Linked DNA regions of Homo sapiens: all the other regions are linked to region 2. Evidence: chromatin loops called from intact Hi-C (ENCODE). Cell type or tissue: gastrocnemius medialis. All regions are shown on one strand. Links, peaks and the distances in the headings refer to the core of each region. The heading gives the core; the rest is flanking DNA.

The links. Peaks named below come from ENCODE experiments on the same cell type or tissue, not always from the same donor. Only the 100,000 strongest peaks of a DNase experiment are listed, where the experiment ranks them.
Region 1: it touches region 2 in a loop (4-fold over the local background); 3 of 110 quality-filtered maps call a loop at or near these places.
Region 3: a loop joins it to region 2, with 6 times the contacts of the local background. A loop is called at or near these places in 12 of 110 quality-filtered maps.
Region 4: it touches region 2 in a loop (8-fold over the local background); 27 of 110 quality-filtered maps call a loop at or near these places.

What each region holds. Positions count from the first base shown.
Region 1 is chr2:26,269,011-26,276,992 of GRCh38, reverse strand. HADHB (hydroxyacyl-CoA dehydrogenase trifunctional multienzyme complex subunit beta) reads right to left here. Exons shown (of 16, transcript NM_000183.3): 5 at 6,996-7,040; 6 at 3,243-3,342. Among named protein-coding and RNA genes, the nearest start is that of HADHB, 28 kb to the right of the region's middle. In gastrocnemius medialis, for the core only: no CTCF peak of the experiment used is centred there; DNase peaks (open chromatin) are centred at 2,472 and 2,732; H3K27ac peaks cover 5,000 bases.
Region 2 is chr2:26,326,119-26,334,100 of GRCh38, reverse strand. All of the region lies in intron 1 of ADGRF3 (adhesion G protein-coupled receptor F3), which reads left to right. Among named protein-coding and RNA genes, the nearest start is that of SELENOI, 16 kb to the left of the region's middle. In gastrocnemius medialis, for the core only: a CTCF peak has its summit at 3,907 (motif pointing right); a DNase peak (open chromatin) is centred at 3,880.
Region 3 is chr2:26,181,563-26,189,544 of GRCh38, reverse strand. GAREM2 (GRB2 associated regulator of MAPK1 subtype 2) reads right to left here. Exons shown (of 6, transcript NM_001168241.2): 3 at 6,448-6,578; 4 at 4,269-5,312; 5 at 3,187-3,356; 6 at 1-2,314. The coding sequence ends at 1,288. Among named protein-coding and RNA genes, the nearest start is that of GAREM2, 12 kb to the right of the region's middle. RefSeq lists a silencer at 4,504-4,743. In gastrocnemius medialis, for the core only: a CTCF peak has its summit at 4,670 (motif pointing right); DNase peaks (open chromatin) are centred at 4,084 and 4,684; H3K4me3 peaks cover 1,135 bases; H3K27ac peaks cover 347 bases.
Region 4 is chr2:25,947,848-25,955,829 of GRCh38, reverse strand. It overlaps KIF3C (kinesin family member 3C), which reads left to right. Exons shown (of 8, transcript NM_002254.8): 3 at 167-289; 4 at 1,445-1,563; 5 at 3,925-4,041. Among named protein-coding and RNA genes, the nearest start is that of KIF3C, 31 kb to the left of the region's middle. In gastrocnemius medialis, for the core only: CTCF peaks have their summits at 4,442 and 4,643 (motif pointing left); a DNase peak (open chromatin) is centred at 4,599; H3K27ac peaks cover 770 bases.

The DNA.
Region 1 (7,982 bases), core at 243-5,242, 56 kb after region 2:
AGTCATCTGGAAACGGTTTCAGTTTAACATTCTCCAGAGCAATATTTAAAATCAAATGAAGTCCATCACAGAAATGGTTCACTAATATTTAATCTTGCCATTAATTGACAGGTATATGCAAAATTCCTGCTGGCTGGTTTCTAGTGCAGACACGAGGCTATGATACTCTCCTAACTCACCTAATTTCTTATCGATGTTTTGCTCAGGGCCTTCAAGAATATCAATATATAATTTGATTTTAACTTGTTTAATGTTCAAATATACTTAAAAGAACCTATTAAAGACAGTTGCTGGAATGATGATGAAATATATTATGGGGTGGAGTCCTCACTATCTGTGTTATCAGGTCTCATGATCAGTCACAAAGCTTAGCAGCAAAGCAAAAGTGATTAAACATGAAAATGATTTCTAAAGAACTGACCCTTCATAAACAGAGTTCCCACTCAAGACCCTGTCTGCTTTACACCTATCTTTCTGCTCACTGCCAGCTGGTTTCTCTTACTGACCGTCTGATACTTCAGATAGCACACTGCAGACCCAATGCAAAGATGAACTGGAAAACTTGCCAACTATACAGAAGCTCAACTCAATGAAAGAAACTGGAGAATTGCCTGAGTTACAAGTGAGTCTGTGAACAAATAAGGGTCAGACCAACTAACAAGTGGCCAGGATGATGGCATAATACGTGATACAAAGAGAATAATTTGTCATCTGAGCGGCTTTAAGAAAAACTGAGGTCATTATTAATCTTTTAAAAATGGCCTCTATTATAATGGCACAGTGAAAGTCAAACATGAAATGAGCACATCTATAATTTTATTATACTATTTATTGGGGGAAATTATGCTGTCAAAAACCAATCAACGTCTGATTCCATTTTTGTTTATGTAAATAATTAATGCACAGGTGCAATTATAAAATACTTATTTTTATAATATTAAAGTTTTACTTTAGAAATAAAGCTTCCAGATTTCCTCCCACATACACACCCACACAATATTTACTATGAAATACTGGATCCCATTATAGGGAATTCATTTTTAGTATTCTTTCCCTGAAACTATTAATTATCCTCAGAACACACTCTCCTATAATTTAGTAAAATAAATGTTTCCAAAGTCTCAATTAGAAATTCAATGTCTCTTAACTGATTTTTACCTTTATACTTACTTACTTTTATGCTATTTACCATAATCTATAGAAACAGAAATGTGTTAGTGATGTAACTGCAACATGACCTCATTCTGGTCTTTCCAGGTAGGCCTGATACTAAATGCCCAACCTGCTTTGTTGAGAACTTCTGCCAGGCACCTGTGCATCAGCCTCTCAACGTAAACCAATCCGAAAGGAAGAGAGACGCAAGTATCTCAGGGGGGCAGGAGGGAAGAGCTCTGCAAAGGGCAAGTGTAAAAGGGGCACTTAGGTTGCAATGGCTCGATTCTCACAAGGGCCTTTCTAATTTGTGTTGCCCTTGGCCCTAGATGACTCTCAGGACGGAAGGAGCTTTAAATAGAGGTGGCTATTGGTGACCCTTGTCCACACACTTCTATTGAAATTTGAATAGCTCTCAGGGCACTAAGGGAAAAGGAGGAAGATGTCTTTAAGCTGGAGAACAGGGAAATATGCTGAACCTTTCAACAAAGTCAGGTTCATGAACACCAGGAGCCTTTTAGGACTGTATATTAACATTATTAATACAGGCAATAGGGCCTAAGAAACTCTTTGGCTGAAAATTATGTTAGCTTTTAGGTTGCAAGGACTGTATATTAACATTATTAATACAGGCAATAGGGCCTAAGAAATTCTTTGGCTGGAAATTATGTTAGCTTTTAGGTTGCAATACAGCTTTAGAGTGACATTCTCATAATGTATCCCCCTCAACCCAATCTCTCCCTGCAGATGCTGCAAAAATTACCTGGAGCACAACATAACTGGTATTAGTACAGGGCAGGCAGAGGGAATCTACCTCCTGTCAATCAATAGCTGAGATCTGCAAATGGATGTAAAATTTCCAGGAAAAATTTCAGAGGAAAACATTATGGCTTTAGTTTTAGGAAAAAAAGAACTGAATTACAGAGAAAATGGAAACATTTATTTTTATTTATTTATTTTTTTATTTTTTGAGGAGGAGGAGAAGGAAGAAAGGATGGGATAAAAAGCTGAGCAAGAGGAGAAAACAGCAAAAAAATTTACTATTTACATCTTAAGTGCTCTTATAAAAGTAATAGGTTATTTTCAGAATATAAAAGTTGAAAATGTATTATGAGCAGCTTGATGTACTCATGAAATTATCATATTTGAAACATTCAGAAATGTCAAGGTTCAAGGAAAAACAAAAAATTTCAGAAGGGAAATAAAATCTCTTCCTATTGTTAATTCCTTCCTGCCCCTCAACAGCACACAGTTAGTTTCGTAGGCTTCAGTCATGCCAGGCCTTTGGCAGTTCTAACATTTCTGCCAGGTACAGAGGTGGAACAGAACAAATACTTTCAGTCCTGCTCATGTGCCCTTGTCTCTCAGTTGACAGTGATACTGAACCCAACAATATGGCAAGCACAGACCAGAACTAGGGAAAATACTGAGTACAATGAAATGTGCTTTTGGTGCCAACTTCATCCAATCGATTTTAAATGAAAACACAGCCCAGAAGACGTGTTTGGATTTGCCTGTAGGACACATCCTAGAAGTTCCAAGGCCTGTCATTATCTTGGTTGCCCAATCGACACTACATGGAGCTATGCCAACTAGGGCAAAAGTAAACTCCTGTGAAATAGTTTTTAAAAAGCCAAGCTGCCTTACGTGCCATCTAGTTGATGGGAACAAATGAGTAAGCAAGGCTACTTCCAGCTAACAAAAGTCAAGTTATGAAATTAGTTCTCTGCAACATGTTGAAATTTTAAATTAATTGGAAGCCATGATATCTAACATTACTAAAAATACTATCAGCCACACTTTGCTGATCTCTATTTTCCTAACACAAGAGACAATGTCCTAAACCAGCTCAAATAATTTATTTGATTTACAGTAAAGTATGGATATACACTAATATAGTGTATGTCATTTGATTTATATTAGAATTCTTTTACATATTAAATAACACATTACCCAAGCTGTAAAATCACATTTTAGGTCAAATGTAACTCAATAGATTTTAAAGGCTTTTGTAAAGTAACTTCTATTAATTGAAATTCAAAGTGATTCTCCTATCACTCTTTAAACAACATAAAGTTTGTTTTACTCACCTCTCTAGCCACATTGCTTGTTTTCACTTCCTGAATAACTGTACCAAAGATGATATAATCAACTACTTCCTTAGGGACACTGGTCCGATGCAACAAACCCCTGGAAGTAGAAATCCAAAGCAAAGAAACATTTCACACATCAAGGCAGTGCCAGAGATCATCACACAAAACACTGCGCTCCTTGAAAAAGGTTAGCCTTGAATTTAAAAGGACAGAGACTGTATCTTTTCTTTAATTTGACAAGCATTTGGCACCTTCTCAAAGAAGAAATGAATGAAAGAGTGATTTTAAAAGTCAACATTTGATGCTGAATTGGTAATGAGAAGTTAGAGAATAAAAAATAATTTGGAATAGAATAAAATAGATAAGAAACCTATAAATTAATGTTAATTAATGTTAGTAGAAACCAAAGTTTGCAGTGAAAAAGAGAGACAAATATTCAATCAAAGAGATAAAGCAAAGTCTCCCTTAAGACTATTAAAAAAAATTAAAAAAAAAGAAGTCCTGGGTATGTTAAATTTTAGTTTGAAATATCAGTATCAACAAATGATTGAAATAATACATATATTCTAGTTGTGCCCATGAATAGAAACTAGACACAATAACACTCCAGTAGGAATGAGCACTCCCTGAACCCAGACTTGGTTTCCTTTTTTTTTTTTTGAGATAAGAATCTTGCCCTTTCACCCAGGCTGGATGGAGTGTACTGGCACAATCTCGGCTCACTGCAACCTCCACCTCCTGGGTTTAAGTGGTTCTCTCACCTCAGCCTCCTGAGTAGCTGGGGCTACAAGCGCCTGCCATGATGCCTGGCTTATTTTTGTATTTTTAGTAGAAACAGGGTTCACCATGTTAGCCAGGCTGGTCTCGGACTCCTGACTGCAAGTGATCCACCAGCCTTGGCCTCCCAAAGTGCTGGGATTATAGGTGTAAGCCACTATACCCGGCCCCAGATTTGGTTTCTAAATGCCATTCCCCATTAAAAGGACAAAAGGTTTTTTAAGAAATGACTGATACCAGGTCCAGAAGAAAGTACAAAGTGAATTTCCATCTTTTTTGTGCCAAAAGTAAGGAAGCACTCAAAGACAAATGGGACCATATCAGCCGGGCACAGTGGTTTAAGCCTGTAATCCTAGCACTTTGGGAGGCCGAGGCAGGCGGATCACTTGAGGACAGGAGTTCGAGACCAGCCTGGCTAACACAGCAAAACCCCGTCTCTACTAAAAATACAAAAAAAATTAGCCAAGACTGGTGGCATGTGCCTGTAATTCCAGCTACTCGGAAGGCTGAGGCAGGAGAATTGCTTGAACCTGGGAGGCGGAGGCTGCAGTGAGCCGAGATCGTGCCACTGCACTCCAATTTGCGCAACAAGAGCGAAACTCTGTGTCAAAAAAAAAAAAAAAAGACAAATGGGACCATATCAAAAACAGGAACACGGGGTATATACATTTGTCAAAACTCATCAAACTATACACTTAAAATCTGTGCACTTTATTGCATGCAAATTATATATCAACAACCAGCATTATACTAAAAAACAAAAGGCACACAGGAGCCAACTTGAAGGAGTGCCAGATAAAATGTGGAATAAGCTGAGCTTCAAAATGAGTAATGACTAAACTTGGCTACAATGAAATAAATAAATAAAAATCTGTAAAATCTGTAGTTTTTTATCAATTAAAAAAACTAAAAAGAGGGTTAGAAACATTGGCTTACGCCTATAGTCCCAGTTACCTGGGAGGCTTCGAGGTTGCAGTGAGCTATGATCAAGCAACTGCACTCCAGCCTTGGACAGAGTGAGACTCCATACAGAAAAAAATAAATTAAAAATTTAAAAAAAATTTTTTTTTTGAGACAAAGTCTTGCTCGATTGCCCTGCCTGGAGTCTAGTAGTGGAATCATAGCTCACTGCAACCTTCAACTCCTGAGCTGAATTCTCTTGGTTGGCTAATTTTTAAAATTTTTTTTTGTAGAGATGGAGTCTTACTATGTTGCTTAGGCTGGTCTCAAACTCCTGGGCTCAAAAGATCCTCCTACCTTGATCCTCCTGCCTTGGTTTCCTAAAGTGCTGGGATTATAGGTGTAAGACACCATGCCTAGCTAGTAGATGAGATTTTTAAAGGAAAATATGCATACAGAGAAATGCAAAGCTCTAAGGAATGAAACTTGCAAAACACCTTTCAAAAAGAGAAAGAGGGAGAGATCCAGTTGTGTGTGTGTGTGGTTTTTTATTTTTATTTTTTGAGACGGAGTTTTGCTCTTGTTGCCCAGGCTGGAGTGCAATGGCGTGATCTCGGCTCACTGCAACCTCTGCCTCCCAGGTTCAAGGGATTCTCCTGCCTCAGCCTTCCAAGTAGCTGGCATTACAGGCATGTGCTACTACGCCCAGCTAATTTTGTATTTTTAGTAGAGATGGGGTTTCTCCATGTTGGTCAGGCTGGTCTTGAACTCCCGACCTCAGGTGATCTGCCCACCTCAGCCTCCCAAAGTGCTGGGATTACAGGAGTGAGCCACCGTGCTTGGCCCAGTTTTTTTTTTTTAAGCTAGAGAAGAATCGGCCGGGCGCAGTGGCTCACACCTGTAAGCCCAGCACTTTGGGAGGCCGAGGAGGGCGGATCACGAGGTCAGGAGATCGACACCATCCTGGCTAACACAGTGAAACCCCGTCTCTACTAAAAATACAAAAAAAAAAAAGAAAAAAAAAATTAGCCGGGCATGGTGGCAGGCGCCTGTAGTCCCAGGTACTCGGGAGGCTGAGGCAGGAGAATGGCGTGAACCCGGCAGGCAGAGCTTGCAGTGAGCCGAAATCACGCCACTGCACTCCAGCCTGGGTGACAGAGCGAGACTCCGTCTCAAAAAAAAAAAAAAAAAAGCTACAGAAGAATCAGTCAGGATACAGAAGAAAAAGAAAAATCATAAAGGCATATTACTAAGAAGTCAACAGAAGAGAGGTGATTATAGCTTACAGTGTCAAGTGCTATAAAGTACAGAGACAGAGGACTGAGAAAGGATCAGTACATTGAGCAATCATAAAACCATTATTAAGAGAAGATTCTAAAGTATGGTTTCTGTAAAACAAAGGGAAAATGGAAATAATGATTATACAATTAGACAGAGGAAACTAATAATAAGGAAACAGAAACAACTGCTCTTTCACTCATGCTTGAGGTATTGCAGGAAGAAAAAAAAAACAAACATAGAGTTAGAATGGACAGAAAGGTCAACTGAAGGGTTTCTCCAAACTAAGAAAGAACTGTGGCTGGTTGAAGACACAAAGGCAAAGTGTCAGTGGAAAATGAAGAGATAATGCCTTACATGTTATGAAACAGCAACACATTTAATGATTCTCAACCAAATTATTCATCCAGCCTAATCTTATTTAACTACATCTAATTTTACATTTTTACTTGGTTTGCACATGAATCTTCAGGTGTCTTTTAGGCTTCTTTCTAGGTAAATATCTACATAATCTGTTCAGCTACCCTTATACAAGTTCCTAAGGCAATCATCAAATATATGTATTGTGTTTAGGCTGATCAATCGAGTCCTGTGGCTAGCTAAGGTAGCATTAAAGTATACTGTCAGGCTAAGACACTGTTAGGCCTGCAAAATAAAGATTGACAATATTCATAAGCTGCTTAAATTTGTATAGTACAGATGGCTAAAATAAGAACAAATTGCTATTTTATGTGTAAAAACTGGAGAAAGTGCCTTTAATGAAATAAGAACGGAAATGAAACTGCATTTACTTACGTAAGCGCTGCTCTAGCCAAATCATGTGGCATCAGGTCTTTATATCTGGGGAACGAAAACCAGTAATTTAAACCAAAACCCTAGAGCTTCAATGAAAAATTTTCATTCTATTTGAAATACCCAGAGATCATCAAACACATGCTGCTACAAACACACTTAACTTTACTATCCAAGGCAGTCCATCATTTCAAATGAAGAAATAGTGTGACTTCGCTATTTGTCATCCTTAAAAGTCTAGCAAGCCTTAACTCCTCCTGAGCTTGCTAAGAATCGAACAAAAATGTTGTCCAACACCTTAATGTTCAGTATAACATATGCTAAATTTTCTTTAAAGTGAAGCCCCACCTTTGAGGTCTCTTTTCCTTTAAACATTTTATTTTAAAAGTATATTATTTATTTATTTTGTAATGCCTACAGGGCTACAGGTGATGTATTAGGACTTTTGAAGAAACTTTTTGCTTTTAAGTAACTTGAGATTTACCAAAGAATTGGAAAGAGGCCAAGCATGGTGGCTCACACCTAGAATCCCAACATTTTGGGAGGCTGAGGTGATATGACTACTTGAGGCCAGGAGTTCAAGACCAGCCTGGGTAACAGAGCAAGCAAGACCTTGTCTCTTACAAAAAATATTAAAAATTAGCCAGGCGTGGTGGCATGGATCTGTAGTCCTAGCTACTTGGGAGGCTGAGGTGAGAAGACTGCTTAAGGCCATGAATTTGAGGCTGCTAGGATCACACCACTGCACTCCAGTCTGGGCAGCAGAGCAAGACCCTGTGTAAATACATAAATAAGAATTGGAAAAAGAGAGCAGAGTTCCTCTTTCCCCCTGCTGTTTTTTTTTTTTTTTTAAGACGGAGGTTCGCTCTTGTTGCCCAGGCTGAAGTGCAATGGCGCAATCTCAGCTCACTGCAACCTCCACCTCCAGGGTTCAAGCAATTCTCCTGCCTCAGCTTCCCGAATAGCTGGGATTACGGGCACCCACCACCA
Region 2 (7,982 bases), core at 1,057-6,056:
TGGCTCACGCACTTTAGGAGGCTGAGGCGAGCAGATCACTTGAGGTCAGGAGTTCGAGACCAGCCTGGCCAATATGGTGAAACCCCATCTCTACCAAAAATACAAAAAAAAAAACTAGCTGGGCGTGGTGGCGTGTGCCTGTAATCCCAGTACTCAGGAGGCTGAGACAGAATTGCTTGAACCTGGGAAGTGGAGGTTGCAGTGAGCCGAGATTGCACCACTGCACTCCAGCCTGGGCAACACAGCCAGACTCTGTCTTAAAAAAAAAATAGTAAATAAAATACATTTTATGAAATCCTGTTCTTGTACAGGTACAGCCCTTTAAATTTTATTTTATGCTAGAAGTAAGAACTTTTGTGTTAGAAAACCTAGGTATGTATTAGAATAAGTGATTGTCTGCTAAGAGAAGGCATCTGTGGCTGGGGATCCCCATAACCACTGGTTGCCACAACTGCTGCTCTGACACTGGGGTGCTCCTGTCCCTGGAGGAATTGCTCCCTGTGACATAATAAGAAATACATATTTGTTCTCTGCCCTGTTTAGGAGTCTTCAAAATGTAAGGTCTTTTTGCGTGCTAATGAGATGACTGGTACCTAGGGGCTCCTGGATAACCTCAGGATGGTTGCCAGGGGAACCAACCACGTGATTAGAGGCTAGGAACTTTCCACCTACCCCAGATTTAAGAGGAGAGGTTGGTACCCAATCTCATTTTTATGTGGCCTAAGTATTGTGTGATCAATTCTCTTATGTTCAGCAATTGTGACCCATCAAATGGCCTACACCTATATCATAATACCAACTGGACTCAAGGAGCCCATCCTGCTTTCTAATCAAAGGATATTTATAAGGGATTAACTTGAGTGTTCTAAGAAAAACTTGATACTGGAAAGAATCTTGCTCATAACAAAACATGCTTTCCAAAGAGCACTGTGAATGGTTCTGGAGTAGAGGCAATAAGTCGAGGAAGTATTTCACTGGTTACAAGTACTAGGGAGGTGGAAGATTTAGGGAAAACCTGGAAGGAAATATTTTCCTAGGAGAGGAGGGAGTGTTGATGAATACCTGTGGTTCCTTAGGCATTCAAGTTTGAATTAACTTTCAGTTTATCTTGTCGGAGAAACAAACAAGCAAACAATACAGTTATAATACAAAATTTAAAACTTTCTTAATCTTTGAGATTTGAGGGTTAGCCATGGAGGCTAGTGCCTATAATCCCTGCACTTTGGGAGGCTGAGGTGGGAGGATTGCTTGAGACCAGGAGTTCAAGACCAGCCTGGGTAACATAGTGAGACCCTGTCTCTGCAAAAATAGAAAAAAAAATTAACATAAAGTTTGGTTATAACTTTGTATATATATTTTTTGAGACAGACTGTCACTCTGTTGTCCAGGCTGGAGACCAGTGGCATGATCACAGCTCACTGTAGCCTTGACCTCCTGGGCTCTGGTGATCCTCCCACCTCAGCCTCCCAAGTAGCTGGGACTACAGGCACATACCACCATGCCCAGCTAATTTTTCTATTTTTTGTAGAGACGGGGTTTCACCATGTTGCCCAGGCTGGTCTCAAACTTCTGAGCTTATGGGACCTACCCACCTTGGCCTCCCAAAGTGCTGGAATTACAGGTGTGAGCCACCATGCCTGGCCTAATTTTGTATTCATCACTTTTTGTTTTGTGCTATTTCTTTTCAAGTAGTTGCTCTCTAGTTTGTTGGCTTCCCATCCTGCTTTCCAGTATGGACAGCCCTTCATGATCTAATTCCACCTCCATTTCTATTCACACCTCTGGCAGCAATGATCCCAAACTGCAGTACTGTAGTTCTCTGACAGCACAACAATCTGCATCATACCTGTGTACTTTTAATTGTGTTTCCCAGTGTCTAAAATGTCTGTCCCCTCACAAGGCAAACTCGTTTACCCAACTACTGAACAGATCTCTATTTTAACACATTCCAGTGTAGAAGTCTGGGGAATAAAAGAAGTTAAAGTGTTCTAAACTCCTTGAGATGTCAAAGACGCATGTTATCATCTCTAAAGAAACTTTCTAAATAAGTGGTAAAAATATGTGTAACTAAAAGCTAATGGGGGAGGAGTTCAAATGAGATAATTATAAAAAGAAATTAACTCAAAACAGGGAAATAAGGGAGAAAAAAAGGAGCAGAAAAAGTGGACTAAATAGAAAACACATAGACAACAGATTTAAACTTATCAGTGATTATAATTGACTATAAATAGCATAAATGATTTAATAAAGGTAAGGGTAGTCTAACTGATTAAAAAAAAAACTAAACCAAAATATGTGCTATTTATAACAGATATCTAAAGGTTTTTTGTTTGTTTCTTTTGTTTTGTTTTTGCCTTTTGTTTTTTGTATTTTAAAGATTGGTCTCACTCTGCACCCAGGCAGCAGTACAGCGCACAATCATAGCTCACCGCAGCCTCAAACTCTTGGGCTCAAGTGACTCTCCCACCTCCGCCTCCCAAGTAGCTGGGATTACGGGTACACACCACTGTGCTCAGCTCAGAATACATATACTTTTTTGTCTGTTTGTTTTTGAGATGAAGTTTTGCTCTTTCACCCAGGCTGGAGTGAAGTGGTGCAATCTCGGCTCACTGCAACCTCTGCCCCTGGGTTCAAGCCATTCTCCTGACTCAGCCTCCTGAGTAGCTGGGATTACAGGTGCGTGCCACCCCGCCCAGCTAATTTTTGTGTTTTTAGTAGAGACAGGGTTTCGCCATGTTGGTCAGGCTGGTCTTGAACTCCTGACCTCAGGTGATCCACCCGCCTCGGCCTCCTAAAGTGATTACAGGTGTGAGCCACTGCGCCTGGCCACACATACTTTTTTATTACATACAGAACACTTACAAAAGCTGTCCATAAGCTGGCCCATAAAACGGACCTCAAAAATGTTAAAGATTGATAATCATAAAGATGATCTTCTCTGACAAGAATGCAATCAAGCTAAAGGCAGTAACAAAAATATAACCAGAGAATTTCTTTTGTTTAGAAATTAAGACATAACACTTCTAAGTAGCCGACAAAGAAGAAATCAAAAGGGAAATCAGAAAATATTTTGAATGAAATAATAAAAATACATATCAAAATTGTGAGACGCAGGGGCCCAGTTCTAGAAAAGATGGAGTAAGCATCCTCCACCCTGTCTCTCCCACTGAGTGAAGATGCACGGAACTGATATTTGAGGACTCTAGAAAGTAAATAGTAGCAGGTGGATTGGGGAAGAAGTCCAGAATTCAACATACCACCGAACTGGTGGTGAGCTTCACATTTTTTCTTCTGGTATGCACTGGCCTGAACTCAAGGCAACCTCAAATCCAGAAATGGGCAATTGCACAGACAGACAGAACTACAGAAGAAACCCCCTAGGTCTGGCTCAAGGAGAGGGAAGGAAGACCCTAACACTCAGAGAGAGTGGAGGAAATTCTACCTTTTTTTTCTTTTTTCTCTGTTCTTTCACACCCAGCCTCTAAGCAATCCCATGGCAGCAGTGGCGGTGAGGATCCGCAGGAGCCGAGAACTCTGAGGGAGGGGAACTTCCTCTGATCAGAATTTATGGTGCCAAGAGGGCAAGGCAAACCTCCATTGCTTTTTGTCTCTGCTACAAGGCCCCACCTGTGAACAGTCACAGTAAGTGCATGGTAAAGCAGGGAAATAAAGCCCTGGATTTCTGGCCAGAGAACCAAAAAGAGGAGTCCCAGGGAATCAGAAAGTACTAGAATGACCAGAAAGGAAGAGGACAAGAAGATGACCCCAGACAGTTTTATGAGCTCCTGGGATCACTTCCCAGTTGTACAGGCGTGGATCTGACTCTAAACCACAAACCACCAGCAGAACTGCACTAAGAGATCGACCATCCATCACGCAGGTCCCGGGCCGGCCACTGGGTGGCACACATCTGCAGAAGATCTGAATAGCACCGTAAAGGTTTTGAAATGAGAATTGATGTTGAAAGAAGCACAGTCCGCAGTAGGTTGATCAGAACTTGTGATTGAACCAAGCCAGGTAGATTACCTGCTAAAAAAGAAACATTAACACTTCCCACAGGTTTTAAACAAGATCCAGAGTCTCATAACATAATATTCAAAATTTCCAGGATAAAACTCAAAATTAACTGGCATTTGAAGAACCTGGAAATCTCAACTCACATGGGAAAAAACAATCAACATTTACCAATGCTGAGATGACAAAGATGTTGGAATTATCTAAAAAAGACATTAAAGTACCTATTACAAAAGTGCCATAAGTAAATGTGAACACTGTTTTAAAAACAAAAGAAAAGGCAAAAAGCCTCAAGGAGGAAATAGAAAATATAAAGAAGAACCAAATGGGAACTTTAGAACTGAAATATATAATAACCAAAAATGTAAAAGTTATTGCATGAGCTCTGTATTAAATTACTACCATGGCTGCTATAATAAATACCTACAAATGTAGTGACTTAAAACAAAACAAATGTATTATGTAATGTAATGTGTTCTGAGAGTGAGATGTGTGAAATGAATCTTACAGAGGTAAAATCAAGATGTCAGCAGATCTGCATTTCTTCTGGAAACCGCAGGGAAGAATCCATTTGCTTGCTCTTTCCAACTTCTGGAGCCTGTCATCAATCCTTGCCTCAAGGCCCTTTCCTTTATCTTTAAAGTGCATCAGTTTCACTGGACACAGTGGCTCACACCTGTCATCCCAGAACTTTGGGAGACCAAGGCAGGAGGATCATTTGAGCCCAGGAGTTTGAGACCAGCCTGGGCAACATAGTGAGACCCCATCTCTACAAAAAATAAAAATAAAAATTAGCCAAGCGTGATGACACACACCTGTGGTGCCAGCTACCCAGGAGGATGAGGCTCACTTGAGCCCACGAGGTCAAGGCGGCAGTGAGCCATGATTGTGCCACTGCACTCCAGCCTGGGCAACAGAGTGAGACCCTGTCTCAAAAAATAATTACATAAATAAAGTGCTGCATCAGTTCAACCTGTGCTTTTTTGTTTCTCACATTCGTGTCTCCCTTTTACAAGGACCCTTGTGATTACATTGGGCCCACACAGATTATCCGTGATAATATCCCTCTCAATATTCATAATTTAATCACATCTGCAAAATCCCTTTTGACATATACATTTACATATCCAGAAGTTCTAGGGATTTGCACATGGACATCTTTGGGTGGTCATTATTCTGTCTATCCAGGCTTAACAGCAGAACAGAGATGACAGAGAAAAAAGTCAGTCAACTTGAAGATAGATCAATAGAAATGATCCAATCTGAAAACCAGAGAAAAAAGATTGAAAACCTGAACAGAGCCACTGGGATCTGTGGATAAAATACTAAAAAGGCAGCTGGGCGCAGTGCCTCATGCCTGTAATCCCAGCACTTTGGGAGGCTGAGGCGGGCGGATCACGAGGTCAGGAAATCGAGACCATCTTGGCTAACAGGGTGAAACCCCGTCTCTACTAAAAATACCACAAAATTAGCCGGGTGTGGGCATGCACCTGTGGTCCCAGCTACTCAGGAGGCTGAGGCAGGAGAATCGCTTGAACCTGGGAGGCGGAGATTGCAGTGATCGGAGATAGCACTGCTGCACTCCAGCCTAGGCAATAGAGCGAGACTCCGTCTCAAAAAAAAAAAAAAAAACTAAAAAGGCCTAATAGTTGTGTCATTAGAGCGCCAGAGAAGAGGAGAAATAATTCAGTGCAGAAAAACAATTTGAAATAGTGGCTGATAAAAGACATAAATCTACAGAAGCAAAAGCTCGCCAAATCCAAAAAGGATAAGTCCAAAGAAAGCCCACCTTAAACACATCATAACTGCTAAAAACTAAAGTCAAAGAAAAAATCTTGAAAGCAGCCAAGGAAAAATGATAGATTACTTATAGGGGATCAATGAGTTATATGGCTGTGGATTTTGTTTTAGAAACCATGAAAGCCAGAAAGAAACAGAACAACACTTTTAAATACTGCAAAGACCATATATTTTAACTCCATTTTATTGATGTGAAAACTGAGGTCTAGAAAGATGAAGTGGTTGTCTCGAATCACAAGGCTCATTAATCCCATTCCTAATATAATGACCACTTTTCTACCATGCTGTGGTTTGAATGTGTCCCCCAAAGTTCATGTGTTGGAAACTTAATCCCTAATGCCACAGTGTTGAGGGGTGGAGACCTTTAAGAGGTGATTAGGTTGTGAGGACTCTGAGTCCGTTTTGTGTTGCAATAACAGAATACCACAGAGTGGCAAAATTTTTTTTTTTTTTAAAAGAAGACGTTTATTTCTTACAGTCCTGGAGTCCTCTGGGAGTAGGCTCCTAATAAAAGGATAAGTTAGGGCCCCTTTCCTCTTTCTCTCTCTGTCTTTGTCTCTCTCTCTCCCGCCCCCACCCCACCATCTCTCTCTCTCTCATGTGCTCTCTTGAATTTCCATCTTCTGCCATGGGATGACAGAGCAGGAAGGCCCTCACCAGGTGTGAGCCCCTCAACCTTGGACTTCTCAGCCTCCAGAGCTGTAAGAAATAAATGCCTTATTTAAAAAAAAAAAAGTTACCCAGTCTGTGGTATTCTGTTATTGCAACACAGAACAGACTCAGACGTACTGATACAGCATCCTTGGTTTTTCTGAGCATGTATTGATACATTCTTTTAGCTGCAAGTAACAGAAAGCTGCTCTATCCAGCTCAAAGGGAAATAATGAAAGGAAGTCAGGTTCTCTGAAGGAACTAAAGATCAAGAGTGCAAATGAACATCAGGGATAAACTGAATTTGAAGAGGAACTCACCTCATGTTTGTCTGTTTCTGTATCCACATTAGTTTTACTTTTCCTTGGAGCTCAGACTATTTTCCCAGTCCCCATGACAGAAAACCAAGAGCTGCTGAGTTTACAAGTTGTAGGCCCAACCCCAGACTCTCACTGGGTCCCAGTTCCAAAATTACCCCAGAAGAGAGAAATTGTTCCCACTTGGTTTTAGATGTGGACTGTACTGTAATCAGAGATTAGTGTAACCAAGTGTAAAACAGCTACTTTGGCCAAGCATGGTGGCTCACTCCTGTAATCCCAGCACTTCGGGAGGCCGAGGCAGGTGGATCACTTGAGGTCAGGAGTTTGAGACTAGCCTGGCCCACATGGTGAAACCCCATCTCTAATAAAAATGCAAAAATTAGCCGGGAGTGGTGGTGGTCGCCTGTAGTCCCAGCTACTTGGGCTGAGGCAAGAGAACTGCTTGAACCTGGGAGACGGAGGTTGCAGTGAGCCAAGATTGTGCCATCTCACTCCAACCTGGGTGACAGAGAGAGACTCCATCTCAAAGAAAAAAGAAAAAGGCTACTTCCATGGTAAACCTGTGGTTATGGGCAGAGGGCAGTTTCTAAGAAATGAGTCAGAAAATAAGTAGAATATACTCATGAACAATAGGTTCTCAGTACAAGGACCTGCTATTTTTTGCCCTTGACACACATTTCTCTAGGGCTTCTAACAGGCTACTCAAAAATATTTTCTAGGTTTATTGACTTTATAAAATCTACTTACTTGTATATTTCATCATTAAATGAAGTTTTTCAGTTTTCCTGCTCACTAGAATATTGAAATAAGTTCACTACTGCATGGTTTGGCAGGGAATGCGTACTCACTTCTCCCATTTCCACAGAGGGAAAGGAACTTCCACTTCCAGAAGGATATATTTTCTGTTCCCTCTCCCTCTCACCAAAGCAAAAAGTGACTTATATCACTTTTTGACGTAAGGGGAACAGAGAGGGATTTCTGACCAGAGAACCAGAATATATCCTTCTGATAAGGATATATTCTGGTAAGACTTGGAGAATGAGCTCTGGGTGCCCCGTCTTTTGAAGTGGCCAGTCCTCCATACTTGTCCTCAGCTCCCCGTCCCCAGACAGGTAGACCTGGAGATGCCTTGCTGTGCCAGTGACTGAGTTAGTGAATTCAGTTCGAGGGGGATGTATTGGGAAGTACACTTGGCTC
Region 3 (7,982 bases), core at 1,721-6,720, 150 kb after region 2:
GACCACTTCTCTGAGCTGAGGCAGCCTGCTTGGAGTATGGGCACCAGCATGGCTTAGCTACTTTTAAGATAAAAAGTGGAGGAAATAAATAGGTAGACTAGGTAAGGCAGAAGAGAAGGCTGGCACTTTGGGCCCTGACACTAGTGGGCACCCTGTGGTTCTGGGTGAGATGGAGGACACGGATGGGGTGGGGTGTGTGGTTGGACACAATGACCAGAGCTCTGGGTACCAAGCAGATCCCCATGTTTGAGATTCAAGGGCACAAAGGCCTGCTGTGAGGCACGTGAACAAATGCAGGACTGAGCTCCAGGAACGCACTCTCCCAACTGTACCCTCCTGTGCCAGTGACAGAAAACCAGGGAAAAACACCAAGTATTGTCAGAGACAAATGATGGGGGCAAGAGATTGGCGGAATTGGAGGTGGTTGACTACCGCTTGCTTCTAGAATCAAGGAGAAGCTGACCTAAATCAACCTGCTCTTCCACGGAATCAGTATTCTGAGACTGAACGCCACCTGACGGATGGATGACTAGCTGCAGTAAAGTCAGAGCAGAAGCCAGGGTGCTAGAGTCATCTGGGCAGTGTCTGGCTTCCTAACTAGATAAGTGGGTCGGGTCAATTGCAGAGCTGTGCTCTTCCAAAGTTGTCACCCATGAACCAGGACCCACAGGTGGAGCCTCTGAGGTGCCATGGGTTAGGCTTGTACACGACTCACCTGTGTGCGGGGCCAGGCCCCACCCCCCTCAACCACGGTGGAGCAGAGGGGGAAGGGAAAGGCATCTCACAGACACAGACATCTACACCCTCACTCTGGGGCAGCTTTAGGCCAAAAGCCAACAGAGCACAAAGGAGAGTGGGCACTTGGGAAATCGGTGCTTAAATTACCAGCCATCTTCTTGTCTCTAAACAGAGCCTACAGGCTTCAGCAGTGGAAGTCGTTTGTGAAGGTCTATAGCAGGGCATGAGGTGGTGTTAGGTCACCCTGAAGGCCAGCTTTTGACCCCGTTGTGGGAATCACGGCAAATGCCTTACTGGGCCCAGGTACACAGTGGTGCCCCCAGCCCCTTCCCCATGTACTCTGCACACTCAAAGGCAAGATGTCCCGTGCAGGGGTCTGACCCCAGAGGACCACATTTCCACATGCATCTCCCCTGGATCCACCCAGTGGCTGCTGAGCAGCCTCAGTCTCGACATAGATCCTTCTTGCAGGCAGCACCTGCTCCTCCGGAGTGCTGTACCTGGGGCCCCCATACCAGCATTCCAGCTGTGCAGCTCCAGCTGGGCAGTTCAGATCTTGGGCCTCCAGCCTTTGATGAACTGCATGATCTTCTTGACCTGCAGCTTGGTGAGGTGGAAGTCATCTGCCAGGATGTCCTCACTGAGCTGCACAAAGATGCTACCATCGATGCGTTCTCGGGCAAAGAAGCTCACCACATCCTCTGAGAGCCCGATGAAACGCAGACTGCGAGAGACCTCCTCCAGGGAGAGTGCAGACAGGTCAGCAGGGGGCTGCCAGGAGGAGGCATCTCGGACTCCAAAGCCTGTGGCTCCATCCCGGGGACTGGCAGGAGGCCCTTCCAGGCGCCCTTGGGTTAGAAAAAGTGCTCCTCCCGCCTCGGGTCCCTGCAGAGCAGCTGGTGACAGTGGGGTGGGGACCTGGTGCAGCACCAAACCTTCAGGCTCAAAGGCCTTGGAGGGGCCAAGTGGTGAAAGGCGGGGTCCAGGCCCAGGTGTCCCCACTGCTCTGGGCTCCTGAGAACGCAGCAGCTCAGGCTCTGGAGAACTGCCCTGCCCCAGCTCAAAGGGATCGAAGGGCTCCAGGACTGGTTCCTGCCATTCAGAAGAAGAGGAGGAGGAGGGGGCGCAGGAGGAGGGGGGAGCAGCTGAATAGGCCTGGCCTGGCGAGGCTGGGCCTGGGGAATACGCAGGGCCAGAGGTAGCCACAGGACCCGAGGTGGTTCTGGGCCCAGAAGACAAGGCCGCTGAAGGGCCTGAGGGGTAGGCAGGCCCGGAAAAAGGGTTGAGAGCTCCAAACGGAGCAAAGCGCTTCTGGGGATGTGAGGGCTTGAATAGAGGAGGGCAGCTGTGGTAGGTCTTAACAGGGGTGTCAGCCCCCAGAAGGGAGGCGGCTCGACCGCTCAGAGGCTCTGTGAGGGCCCGGGAGGCCTGGCTGGGCTGTGTGGTTGAGGGTAGGGGACCGGGGGCTGGGCGGCTAGAGGACTCGCCCACCTTGCAGTCTCCCCAGGTGCATGGGTAGCAATAGAGGGAGTAGGTGTCCGGCGATGGGGAGCCACTGCCACTGCGGGAACCCGCCCTGTGGACAGAGACAGACACACACACATAGGACAGGTGAGGCTGAGAGGGAATCCGATAGGGTCACACATGCATTGCAACCAAGCACCACTATGACCTCAGCAACACGGGCCTGCACCCCAGCCCCAGCCCAAGACCCTCCGGAATGGCCGTGTTCTTCCTTCCAGCATCCCCCAGCCCAGGTCAGAAAACACAGGGGAAAAATGAAACGAAACTGAAATTAATAAAAATATTTTCTTTCAATTTTTTTTCTTTTGAGATGGTGTTCTCGCTCTGTTGCCCAGGCTGGAGTGCAGTGGTGCAATCTTGGCTCACTGCAACCTCCACCTCCCGGGTTCAAGCGATTCTCCTGCCTCAGCTTCCCGAGTAGCTGGGATTACAGGCATGTGCCGTAATGCCCGGCTAATTTTTGTATTTTAGAAGACATGGAGTTTCGCCATGTTAGCCAGGCTGGTCTTGAACTCCTGACCTCAAGTGATTCACCCAACTCGGCCTCCCAAAGTGCTGGGATTACCGGCATCAGCCACCGCACCTGGCCTGAACTTAATCAAAATTTCAAAACAGCAAGGAGCTCTCTTCTCTCTATCCTGCAGCAAAGTCCCCACCTTGAGGGGACCAGGGCAATGCTCCCATCCGTTCCTCAACATTTAAGAGAGAAAGAAGCTGAAGTGGGCAGAACAGGCCACTGGGCCCCAGGCCCCAAGACACCCAGACAGCAGTGCCAATCCCTGAGCCACTGCACAGGGAGCTGCACCCTCGGGAATCTCCCAGGCCTCAAGACTTCCTCTTCCTCAGCACTGTAGTTCCCCCTCCTCACCCTTCCCTGCCTTGATCTACCTTAGAACTCAGGACCAAGGGAAGGCAGGGACTCACCCATCCTGGAGGCCAGAGGAGTAGTAGGAGAGGCTGGAGCTGGGGGAATGTACCGGCTGCAGCTTGGGGAAGCGAGGGGGAACCGGGGGGCTGCTGGAGAGCCGGCCGCTGCCATTGCCACCCCGGGGAGGCACTGGAGGGGCATTGAGCAGGCGGCACTCCTCCTTCACCTACAAGCAGAGGGCGGTGACTCCACCTCGACTCCAAACAGCTGGCACTCCTTATCTTCCCCTTCCCAAGCAGCTGGGCGAGGGGGCTGTCTGGGCCTGACATTTGCCCCACTTTGCCAATAGGCTGCCTTGCACCCCAACTGCTCATCCAGTCAGCCAGCCACCCCACCCTTCCTAGCCTTCCCAGCCTATCTCACGCACCCACACCCTGTCCCACAGCCTCCTTCCTGTTCCTTGGAAATCCATCATGGATGTTAAGAAAAAGAACACAAAGGTAGATCAAAACAGGTTAAGCAGACGTGCTCCCTCCTCAAGGAAAAGGAGAGAAAGCAGAGGACAAAGGAAAGCCGAAGGGACAGAGGGAAGGAAGCGTCTGCCACCTGCATCCCTCCCTACAAGTCGTGTACCCCAAAGAGGACTCCATGGGATGCTGACGGGTGTTACGGGCAGGGAGAAAATGTTCTGATAAACAGGATTCCTTAGTGCAGGACTTCTCAGAGCCTTTAATCTACCAATGCTCTGTGACTCCAATATGAGGAGGGAAAAAGGGCTGGGAATCATTCACAGCATTTCTAAGCTTACTTCGCCAAGGAACCTTCTTTTCACGCAACAACTTAAAGGACCCCTGTTCTGTGGTACCTTCTGGGTAACAGTGCTTCGGGGCTCCTCTCAAATCCTCTGAGGCTGGGGACCTACACGCATCTCTGTCCCACAGCTCTCCCGCCACCGCCCGCCCCAGTGCCCCTTACTACAAATGCTTTTGCCTGGCATGCCTCTGCCCTTTCCTTCTCCCCTTCCCCACCCCGCCGAGGAAGACACCTCGTCTGCCACATACTCCGGGGCCGGGGCCCAGGAGAACGGGCTTTGGGCCCTGGCTGGACCCGGGACTCGGCCCCCAGCGCGCTCACTCACCGCCTCGGATTTGGGAGGGACTGGAGGCGGCGGCGCTTCCGGCTCCCGACGCGGCGGTCCCGCGGCCCCGAAGGAGATGAGATCGAGCCCTGGGGGCGGCCGGACGAGGCCCTCGGGCCCCTGGTGCGCCCACAACTCCTCGTAGGGGATCTCGGCGGGCGGCGCGGCGGGCTCGGGCGCGGCTGCCCAGTCGGGGCTCACGTACTCCTGGTCGCCCTCGCCGGCGGGAGCCGGCGCTAGCGGGCCGGGGGCGCGGGCGAGCCCGGGGGCGCGCGGCGCGGGCAGGCAGAGGCGCGCGCGGCGCGGGCTGGCGCAGTCTTCGGCGAGCTCCGCTGGCGCCTCGCGCACGGCCGTGGAGTACTCGTCGGGGTCGAAGCGCTCGCGGCAGTAGGAGGCGCTGTCGCGCACCAGGCGCTCGACGCGCGGGTCCCCGGCCAGCAGGCCCTGCGGCAGCGCGAAGCGCGGCGTGTCCGTGAGCAGCAGGAAGTGCAGCGGCGCCGGGCCCTCGCGGCGCAGCGCCAGCCCCAGCACCACCGTCTTGGAGATGATGCTAACCAGCTTGTAGCAATGACCCTCCCGCACCGGGTGCAGGTCGTAGGGGTTGCGCGGCGGCCGGCTGGGCACCAGCACGTTCACCGGCAGCCTCACGCGCTCGATGATGGCGCGCACCGTGTGCTCGCCCTCTTGCATCTGCAGCTCCAGCGGGCTGCGAGTGCTGAAGCGGCCCTGGCACTGAAAGGGCAGGCTCAGGCTTTCGTTGGTGCGGTGGTTCATGCAGATGAGGCAGGGCATCTTGCCTTTGACCGGCCTGGCGCCCCCGCCGCCAGTGCCTCCCGCGGCCCCCGCGCTCGCTGGGCCGCCGCCGCCCACCCCGGCCAGCGCCCCGGCCCGGCCCAGCTTTCGCAGGAGGGTGGTGAAGCGCGAGCGCTCCTTGGTGGTCTTGGCGCACAGGATCTCCGCCTGGCCCATAAGAGTGAGCTCGTCGCCCGCATGCAGCGTGAAGTTGTACACCTCGCTGTCCTCGCTGAACTCGCCCGACACCACCTGGGGATCCCAGAGACAGGGCAGGGCCTTAGCCAGGTCCCAGGGAAAGCCACACGGCCAGCTCCCAGAGACTGGAAAGGGAAAACAGCCTTCCTCTTCCGCCCTCCCGGGGCTCGGACTAGATGGTAGGCCAGGAGATCCACGTTCATCCTGGAGAGACCACTAGCAGCTGTGCCACCTTAAATGAGTTGCCCCTCCACGCCTTAGCGACCATATCTGATAACTCTTACTTCGAAGAACTGCTGTAGGATTAAAAAGACTGTGCAGTGACATATTTTTCTTTTCTTCCCCACTACTTGGATCAGCAACATATTTTAAAGTATGCAGTAAATGGCGACTTTTATCATCATTGTCTTTACCATTTGGGCGATCATAATGCCCTACCCATCCAACAAGGCTAAGTGAAGAGAAATGAATTGATGGATAAGAAAAGGGTTTGTAAACAGAACAGCACTATCTGTACATAGCAGGGACTGCTTTTAGTTGTTTTTGTTTGTTTGTTTGTTTGTTTGAGACAGGGTCTTGCTCTGTCTCCCAGGCTGGAGGGCAGTGGCACATTCACAGCTCAGTGCAGCCTCAAACTCCTGGCAACAGTCCTCCCGCCTCAGCCTCCCAAGTAGCTAGGACTATAGATACGCACCACTATGCCCAGCTAATTTTTTAACATTTTTTGTAGAGACAGGGTCTCTCCATGTTGCCCAGGCTGGTCTCAAACTCCTGGCCTCAGTTGATCCTCCCTCCTCAGCCTCCCAAAGTGTTGGGATTACAGGCATGAGCCACTGCTCCCACCCCACAGCAGGGGTCTATTTACACTGCCTGCTCACCACAACCACCGCCTCTACAAGTGGGTGCTGGGGCAGCTAGGGACAGGTTGCCCTGAAAAGTCTCCAAGTCAGAACATGACCCTTCCAGACACCCGCTCCTGCTTCACTACCTTTCATAGGAAGTCCTTCAGCCCAGTGGGTCCTATTCCCCACCCTTCTGACATGGCTTGATTGTGCCAAAGACCCCTAAGGGGTCCCCAGGAGCCGCTCTCCTTCTTGGATCCTGAGGGCAACCTTCCAACCAGAGTCAGGGTTGCCCCTGAGGCAAGGAGTAGTGTGGGGACACCACACCTGGTGAGGGAGTGACTGACCTTGACGCTGAAGGTGATGGCTTCCATCACGAAGATGCGGTCAGGGAAGACACTGGCCACCTCCTCCACGCTGCTGAAGTACCTCACTGGCTCCCGCACATCCCGGGCCTGTTCCAGGAGCTTGAACTTCCCTGCATAGTGGGTGACAAAAGTTGCTGGAGTGGGCCTGCCTGCTGGGAGTCTAGCCTGCGTCCCAAGAGCCTTCATGGTCACTTGCTACCATAATCTCGGCCAGCCCCTCAGGAACTCAGGAGGGCCAAAGGGCAGGTTTCCACTGGCATGGGCTGAAGGGGGCTGGTCATCTGGCTCCAGCCTCAGCAAGGTGAGCACAGATCCCTAGCAACTATAGCCCAGCCCTCCCCCCATAGAGAGCCTGTGGGTATGCAGTGAGGCTAGCGGCTGCCTGCCCAGAGAAACCCAACTGCAAATAGCCCCAAACATGTGGACACAGCTGGCCTCTGATCAACTATCAGTGTGGTACCGGGATGCTGGCTCCTTGCTCTGTCCCAGCCTGACCTCTGACTTGCCGTGACAAGTTCCTTTCCCTCTCTGGGCCTCTGGGTCCTCATCTGAGGGGGTAGGGACAGATGATCATGGGCCCTACCTGGATCTGGCATCCTGTGCATCGCCCTGGGCTGCTGATCCGCATGGAGGTGGCACTGGGCCAACCAGGGCCTGGCCCAGCCCTTGAAGGCCCTGGGAGAACCACTCTGACCCCAGCTCTGTTCCCACACCCTGCCCTGGTCCAATATCCAATCCTACTCTCCCAGAGGCTCTGACCTGAACCCAGCAAAGCCACCTCCCTGAGAGTAGGCCTTCCCAACCTGCAGTCTGGGGCTGCGTGCTTTGCCAAGCTCAGCACATGCCCCTAGGAGACACAGACTTTACGGAAGTGATTGCCAGTCTGTGAAGCTGACATCCCTGTGTAAGCTCTCTCACCTCACTGGCCAGACACCTGTTATATGCATACCCACATGAGCACAAAACAAGCTCTGAGCCGCCCTGGCATCTGATGGATGGCCTCTTCTCAAGCTTTATACAGTAGGAAGAGAGCCATGAATAGGTGAGGGAACAAGTCGAGAGAAGACAAGGTGACTCTTTAGCCTCTGGGTGTTTTTTTTGAGACAGGGTCTTGCTGTCGCCCAGGCTGGAGTACAGTGGCATGATCACAACTCACTGCAGCTTCAACCTTCTGGGCTCAAGGGATCCTCCTGCCTCAGCCTCTCAAGTACCTGGGACCACAGGCATGTGCCACCATGCCTGGCTAATTTTTTATTTTTATTAGAGATGACGTCTCATGATGTTGCCCAGGCTGGTCTCAAACTCCTGGGCTCGAGCAATCCTCCTGCTATGGCCTCCCAAAGTGCTGGGATTACAGGTGTGAGCCACCGCGCTGGGCCTTCTTTAGCTTCTGAAGCCCCTGTGGTAGTTGCTTCTGTCACAGTTCATTCATTTAATTATTGCACAGATATTGATGGAGCACTCACTATGTGTCAGACACTATGGTAGGCCACACAGAGGGTACAAATCTGTGT
Region 4 (7,982 bases), core at 1,923-6,922, 380 kb after region 2:
GGGTTCCCAGGGGCTCTGCAGGATTGGGTGGGAGCAGTGGATGTGGGCCATGGGCCATGGTGAAGCCAGGTCCCGAGACAGGCAGAGTGAGCCAGTCCCCTGAGCTTTCCTGGCCCTCCCGAGTATGCACTGCTCCTTTGAGCCACACTGCCCGTCCTTGGCCTAGAAACGTCGTGAGCGGGAGATGCAGCAGGAGATGATGCTCCGGGACGAGGAGACTATGGAGCTCCGGGGCACCTACACATCCCTGCAGCAGGAGGTGGAGGTCAAAACCAAGAAACTCAAGAAGGTGAGACGCTGCAGCAGGACCGGTTAAGGTGTGCTGGAGGCCCAGCAGTCTCTGCCCAAGGGATGTGTGCTTCAGGGACTCCTCCCCATTTGGCTGGAACTGCTGAACCCCTGAGTGACATGGCTTGGCCTCGGGGGTGAGCAACAGGGGGAGGCAGGAGGCGGGGGCTGGGGGTGGAGTAGAGCCTTTTCTCCTGGGCCAGGGTGGGCTATGACAGGCTGCAAACTCTGTCACTTGCAGTATCCAGCGTTACCATCTTCATGGTCCTGGGTGATTACCCCGTTCAGTGTCACCAGTGAGTCACAGTTGGGATAGCTGGGCCTGGAGCAGGGCCAGGGGAATACAGAGAGGCTGAGGAGGAGACTGGAACCCCGGGAAGCTCAGGTGGGGAGTGTAAGGCCCTCAAGGACATGTCAAGGGATGAGAATAGCCGCTCACCAGAACCCTGCAAAGCCCGTGGCAAGGGAAAGACATGTACATGTGAGGGGGGTCTAGGGCAGGAAGCAGCAAAGCTCTAGCTTGGATTCTGGGAAAAACCTGGAGGCCCTTCGGGGTGGGTGATGTGGCTGCCCAGGGGCAGGCCTGGCAGAGGCACTGCCACTGTGGCAGTTACCACGGACCCAGCCCTCAGTGGCTTTGGAGAGGAGCAGGATGGCCATGCTACCTCCACACCCCACTTTTGAGAGCCCCTGAAGAGACTGGAGTGGGAGGGGTCACCTTCCAAACTCGTTCAGGCTTCCTGCTTCCTGAGCTGGGTCTCCAAATAAGCCCCGGGTCCTAGTTCCGGCTCTTCTATTGGCTGGTTGTGTGACCTTGAGCAAGTCTGTGCCTGGCTTCCTCATCTATGAAAGGAGGGTATTGGACCAAAAGGTCCCTGGGGTCCCCTCCCGTTTGAACATTCCACGATGCTGATAGCAGCTGAGAAAGAGCAGACAATGGTCACAGGCCTCAGTGAAGGAGGGCGGGGCACCACTTTAAATAGCCCAGCCCAATTCGTGGTGGGTTGGGCACAGCGGGGAGTTCAGAAAAGGACCCGCAGCCTCATCCTGGGCTGAGTCGGTAGACTCTGAGCCTGCAGCCCTGCGGCCCAGGCTGGGTGACTGGGGCCTCGTTGCCACACCAAGCAGCCTCTGAGTGGCACCTGTCCCCACCCAGCTCTACGCCAAGCTGCAGGCGGTGAAGGCGGAGATCCAGGACCAGCATGATGAGTATATCCGCGTGCGGCAGGACCTGGAGGAGGCGCAGAACGAGCAGACCCGCGAACTCAAGCTCAAGTAGGGCCCGCAGCTCTTTTCATCCCGGGTCCCCACAGCCAGCCATCATTACTCAGGCCTCTCCTCCCCTAAGGCCTCATCCTGACTGTCTCCTCTCCCATGAGTCCTTTAGGAATAAAATGCGTCTGAGGGCTGAGGGATGGGCCCACGTGCTGGAGTTTCTTCTACCTCCTCTGCCTGTATTTGATGAACCCCTCAAAATGGACGCTAGGTGCTGGCCAAAAGTAACTCCGAAGGCCCTGAGGCTACCATCTTTGCATAAGAATCAGTGATTTTAAATTTTTTAAAAATTATTTTTAGGGCCGGGCGCAGTGGCTCATGCCTGTAATCCCAGCACTTTGGGAGCCGAGGCAGGTGGATCACCTGAGGTCAGGAGTTTGAGACCAGCCTGATCAACATGGTGAAACCCCATCTCTACTAAAAATACAAAAATTAGCCGGGCATGGTGGCGCGCACTTGTAATCCCAGCTACTCAGGAGGCTGAGGCAGAATTGCTTGAACCTGGGAGGTGGAGGTGGCAGTGAGCCGAGATCATGCCACTGCAATCCAGCCTGGGCGACAGAGCGAGACAACGTCTCAAAAAAAAAAAAAAAACAAAAACAAAAAAGGCCGGGCGCAGTGGCTCATGCCTGTAATCCCAGCACTTTGGGAGGCTGAGGCAGGTGGATCACGAGGTCAGGAGATCGAGACTATCCTGGCTAACACGGAGAAACTCCGCCTCTACTAAAAATATAAAAAATTAGCCGAGAGTGGTGGCGGGCGCCTGTAGTCCCAGCTACTTGGGAGGCTGAGGCAGGAGAATGGTGTGAACCTGGGAGGCAGAGCTTGCAGTGAGCTGAGATGGAGCCACTGCACTCCAGCCTGGGCGACAGAGCAAGACTCTGTCTCAAAAAAAAAAATTATTTTTAAATTTGTTTTAAAAATTATTTTAAAAAATGTGTGTATATAGTAGTTGCATATATTAATATTGATGGGATACATTAGATTTTTTTTTTTTGGAGATGGAATATTGCTCTATCATCCACCCTGGAGTGCAGTGGTGCAGTCTTGGCTCACTGCAGCCTCCACCTCCCAAGTTCAAGCGGTCCTCCTGCCTCAGCCTCCTGAGTAGCTGGGACTACAGGCGCCCACCACCACACCTGACTAATGTTTGCATTTTTAGTAGAGATGGAGTTTCGCCATGTTGGCCAGGGTGGTCTCAAACTCCTGACCTCAGGTGATCCGTCCTCCTCGGCCTCCCAAAGGGCTGGGATTACAGGCATGAGCCACCTCGCCTGGCCACATGAGATGTTTTGATACAGGTGTGCAATGTGAACTAAGCACATCATGGAGAATGGGGTATCCATCCCCTCAAACATTTATCCTTCAAGTTACAATAATCCAGTTACACTCTTTAAGTTATTTTAAAATATACAATTTGCTGGCTTATACCTGTAATCCCAGCACTTTGGGAGGCTGAGGCAGGTGGATCACCTGAGGTCGGGAGTTTGAGACCAGCCTGGCCAACGTGGTGAAACCCCATCTCTACTAAAAATACAAAAATTAGCCAGGCATGGTGGCATGTGCCTGTAATCCCAGCTACTCAGGAGGCTGAGGCAGGAGAATCACTTGAACCCAGGAGGTGGAGGTTGCAGTGAGCTGAGATCGTGCCATTGCACTCCAGCCTGAGCAACAAGTGCAAAACTGTCTCAAAAAAAAAAAAATATATATATATATACACACACACACACACACACACACATATATATACAATTAAGTTATTGACTATAGTCACCCTATTGTGCTATCAAATAAAAGTATTTATTCATTTTTCTAATTTTGTGTACCTGTTAGAAGCAGTGATTTTTCAAGCTGCAGTATTTCTGTAGGGATCCTTTCCCCTTAACTTCTTGATTTTCCCCACCTCCACATTGCCTCTGCCTCTTTTTTTAAAATAAATAAATAATTAATTAACTTATTTTTTTTTGAGACGGAGTCTCACTCTGTCGCCCAGGCTGGAGTGCAGTGGTGTGATCTAAGCTTACTGCAAGCTCTGCCTCCCAGGTTCATGCCATTCTCCTGCCTCAGCCTCCTGAGTAGCTTGGGACTACAGGCACCCACCACCACGCCCAGCTAATTTTTTTTTGTATTTTTAGTAGAGACGGAAATGGTGTTTCACTGTGTTAGCCAGGATGGTCTTGATCTCCTGACCTCGTGATCCGCCCGCCTTGGTCTCCCAAAGTGCTGGGATTACAGGCGTGAGCCACCGTGCCCAGCCCCCTCTGCCTCTTGGCTTGTTGCTTCTAATCCTTCAACCCTCACATGCACCACGTGGTCTCTCGCTCACCCATTTTCCCATCACTCCTTCATTCCTGCTCCCAGGTACCTAATCATCGAGAACTTCATCCCGCCGGAGGAGAAGAACAAGATCATGAACCGGCTTTTCCTGGACTGTGAGGAGGAGCAGTGGAAGTTCCAGCCACTGGTGCCAGCCGGCGTGTGAGTCTCTAACCCAGCTGTCTGGGCTGGGGGACTTGTGGGTCCACTCCAGGTCGGGGCTGGTGAGGGGCCTGAGGCCTTGCCTGCAGGGAGACAGATGTTTTGTGGATTGGGGAAAAGATGGGGAGGATGCCGATGGGGGATGAATTTCTCAGGATCTAATTGTAGGGGTCTCTATGATGGAAGGGTGTTCTGGGAAAAAAAGTGTCTCATTGGCCTGGGATGCAGAAAATACCTTGTGAGGGATCTCGGGAGGGAGGAAGAGCATCTCAGCCTCTTGACAATCCTAGCGAATGCTAACATCTGGCCAGGTCTGGTGAATATTCATTTGTCAGATGCCCGAAATAGCAACCACAGTTAATATTTGCCAAGCGCTACTGTGTGCCGGATGCTGTGCAAGACTCAGGAGACAGAAGATAAATTAGACATGGTCCGAGCTCACAGTCCAGTGGGAAATAAGTAATCAGATCATGATGTGATAGAGCTGTGATCCAATCTCAGTGCGCTCGCTCATCCGGGTGATTTCAGCATTTCCACCTGTTTCCATGTCCTAGTCCTTGGGTGCAGCTGCGGCCATTGGCTGGGTGTGTGGCTCCCTCTGCTGGTGGCCATGAAGAACATCCCAACAGAGTGAGGCCTTGCCCGGCTGAACCATGGGCCCTTAATTGCAAATATATAGAGAGAGGTGCTTAGGAGGCTGGACACCAATGCACCTTCCTGGAGATTATTTGCTCTCTCTAGAATATTAATGTTAAAATAGGGCAAGAGTCTCCCTAAATCTGGGATGGGAAGCTAGCAAGAGGTCTACAGCTTCTCACTGAAGCATCAGATGCCTACTTGGTTATTTTTTTTTTCCTTTCTTCCTTTTCTTTTCTTCTTCTTTTTTTTTTTTTTAACAACTATAGCTTAGATGCCTATTTGATCTTTCTTAAAGGCTGATTTTACTTAAGGTGATACCACATAAGTTTGTAAGTGGCAAGCACGTGAATAGAGGACTTTTCAATGGTATTACTTTGCACCTACAATCCACCTTTCCAATCTAGGTAGAGATTCTCAATAGTACATCAGCTGTCATAGAGGTTTTCCACCCTGGCTGGAGCTAGAATACCTGCAGAGAGTCTGATTTAAAGGGTCCCAGGTCTTAGGTTTTGTGATTCTGCATTTGAAGCCAGGCTAGAAAACCACTGCTCCAATGACATTTGCTGGAGTTGGATGCTGGCGAGGCTTCACTCTGAAGGGTTATCTTATGCTTAGAAAAGTTCTTTCTAGCTGGGCGTGGTGGCTCAAGTCTGTAATCTCAGCACTTTGGGAGGCTGAGGCAGGTGGATGGCCTGAGGTCAGGAATTTGAGACCAGCCTGACCAACATAGTGAAACCCCATCTCTACTAAAAATACAAAAAAAAATTAGCTGGGCGTGGTGGCAGGCGCCTGTAATCCTAGCTACTAGGGAGGCTGAGGCAGGAGAATCTCTTGAACTCGGGAGGTGGAGGTTGCAGTGAGCCAAGATCACTCCATTGCGCTCCAGCCTGGGCAACAAGAGCAAGACTCCGTCTCAAAAAAAAAAAAGAAAAGAAAAGAAAAGGTCTTTCTGCTGGGCATGGTGGCTCATGCCTGTAATCCTGTAATCCCAGCATTTTGGGAGGCCGAGGCGGGTGGATCACTTGGCGTCAGGAGTTTGAGACCAGCCTGGCCAACGTGGTGAAACCCCGTCTCTACTAAAAATACAAAAAATTAGCCGGGTGTGGTGGCATGCACCTGCAGTCTCAGCTCCTGGGGAAGCTGAGGCAAGAGAATCACTTGAACCCAGGAGGCAGAGGTTGCAGTGAAACTTGCTCTTTCGCCCAGGCTGGAGTGCAGTGGTGTGATCTTGGCTCACTGCAACCTCCGCTTCCTGGGTTCAAACGATTCTCGAGCCTCAGCCTCCCCAGTAGCTGGGATTGCAGGTGCATGCTACCACGCCTGGCTAATTTTTTGTATTTTTAGTAGAGACGGGGTTTCACCATGTTGGCCAGGCTGGTCTTGAACTCCTGAGCTCAAGTGATCCACCTGCCTCAGCCTCCCAAAATGCTGGAATTATAGGCATGAGCCACTGCACCAGTCCTTAGAAAAGTTCTTGAGTTTAAAGTTTGCAGGTGAAGGAATTTCTTTACATTGGATGTAGTAGTGCCACCAATGTGCTCAACTAGTTGTGGGATGGGAGAGGCTTTGAGAAGGTGTGCATTAACTTTTGTTGTTGTTGTTGTTTGAGACAGGGTCTCACTCTGTCACCCTGGCTGGAGTGCAGTGGTGTAATCACAGCTCACTGCAACCTCAGCCTCCCCAGGCTCATGTGGTCCTCCTCCCAGCTAATTTTTTTTTCTTTTTTTTTGGTATTTTTTGTAGAGACAGGGTTTTGCCATGTTACCCAGGCTGATCTCGAGCTCCTGGGCTGAAGCGATCTGCCTGCCTTGTCCTCTCAAAGTTCTAGGATTACAGGCGTGAGCCACTGCGCCTGGCCACGTCAGCTTTTTATTTTGAAAACAAGAATTGCAAGAATAGTATAAAGAATTCTCGTATACCCTTCACCAGATTATTAACATTTTGCCATATCTTGCTTTAACTTTCCCCCAACCACTTGAGATTAAGTTGCAGACATTTTGACCTTTTACCTGTACTTCCGAAAAATGAGAACATTCGTGTTCCACAGTGCAATGATCAAACTCAGGAAATTTTGTATTGTCACAATATTATTATATAGGCAATATTAAAATTTGCCAATGTCCTTTATGATGATTTCCCTCCCTCCCCACCTGCAGTCATGCATTTCATTTAATTGTCATGACTCTTTGGTCTCCTTTAATGTGGAACTGAGAAGGGATTTTGACTTGAGTTTAGCAGTTTCTTGCTTCAGAGGAATTTATTCATTTCTCAAAACACTCTGCAATTTTGACTTGACTGCCTCAAGCACATGATCCAGACTCAAAGTGTGGCAGGTGCTTTACCTGAAGTTCGAATGAGCTTTCTGCATAATGATTATGAATTTCCTTCCCTCCCTCCCTCCCTCCCTTCATTCCTTCCCTTTCTTCTTTCTTTCCCTTCCTTCCTTCCTTCTTTCCTTCCTTTCTTTCTTTCTCTCTCTCTTTCTCTCTTTCTCTTTCTCTCTTTCTCTTTCTCTCTCTCTTTCTCTCTTTCTCTTTCTCTTTCTTTCTTTCTCTTTCTCCCTTTCTTTATTTTCTTCCTTACTTCCTTGCTTGCTTTCTTGCTTTCTTTTTTCTTGAGTCTCACTCTGTCACCCAGGCTGGAGTATATAACTCACTGCAGCTTCGGGCTCCTGGGCTCAAGTGATCCTCCTGCCTCAGCCTTCTGAGTAGCTGGGGCCACAGGCATGCACCACCACACCAGCTAAATTTTTTATCTTTTGTAGAGACAGGGTCTCACTTTGTTGCCTAGGCTGGTCGTGAGGTCCGGGGCTTAAGCGATCCCCCTCCTACTGCCTCCCAGGGTTGGGATCACAGGCATGAGCCACCCCACCCAGCCTGGACTTCCCCTCCTTATTTATGTTATTTATTTATTTGTATTATTTTTGAGACAGAGTCTATCTCTGTCTGCACTCAGGCTAGAGTGCAGTGGTGTGATCACAGCTCACTGCAGCCTTGACCTCCTGGGCTCAAGTGATCCTCCCACTCAGCCTCCCAAGTAGCTTGAACCAGCAGGCAGTCGCCACCATGGCCAGCTCATTTTTTCTTAAATGTTTTTTAAAAGTTTGCTTTCTTCCACCAGGTGTTCATGCCTGTAATCCCAGCTACTCTGGTGGCTGAGGCAGAAAGATTGCTTGAGCCCAGGCTATTGTAAGCTAGGATCATGCCACTGTACTCTAGCCTGGGCGACAGAATGAGACTTCATCTCTAAAATTTTTTTTTAATTTACTTTCTTCCTTTTAAGTAACCCTTACTTCAATTGCA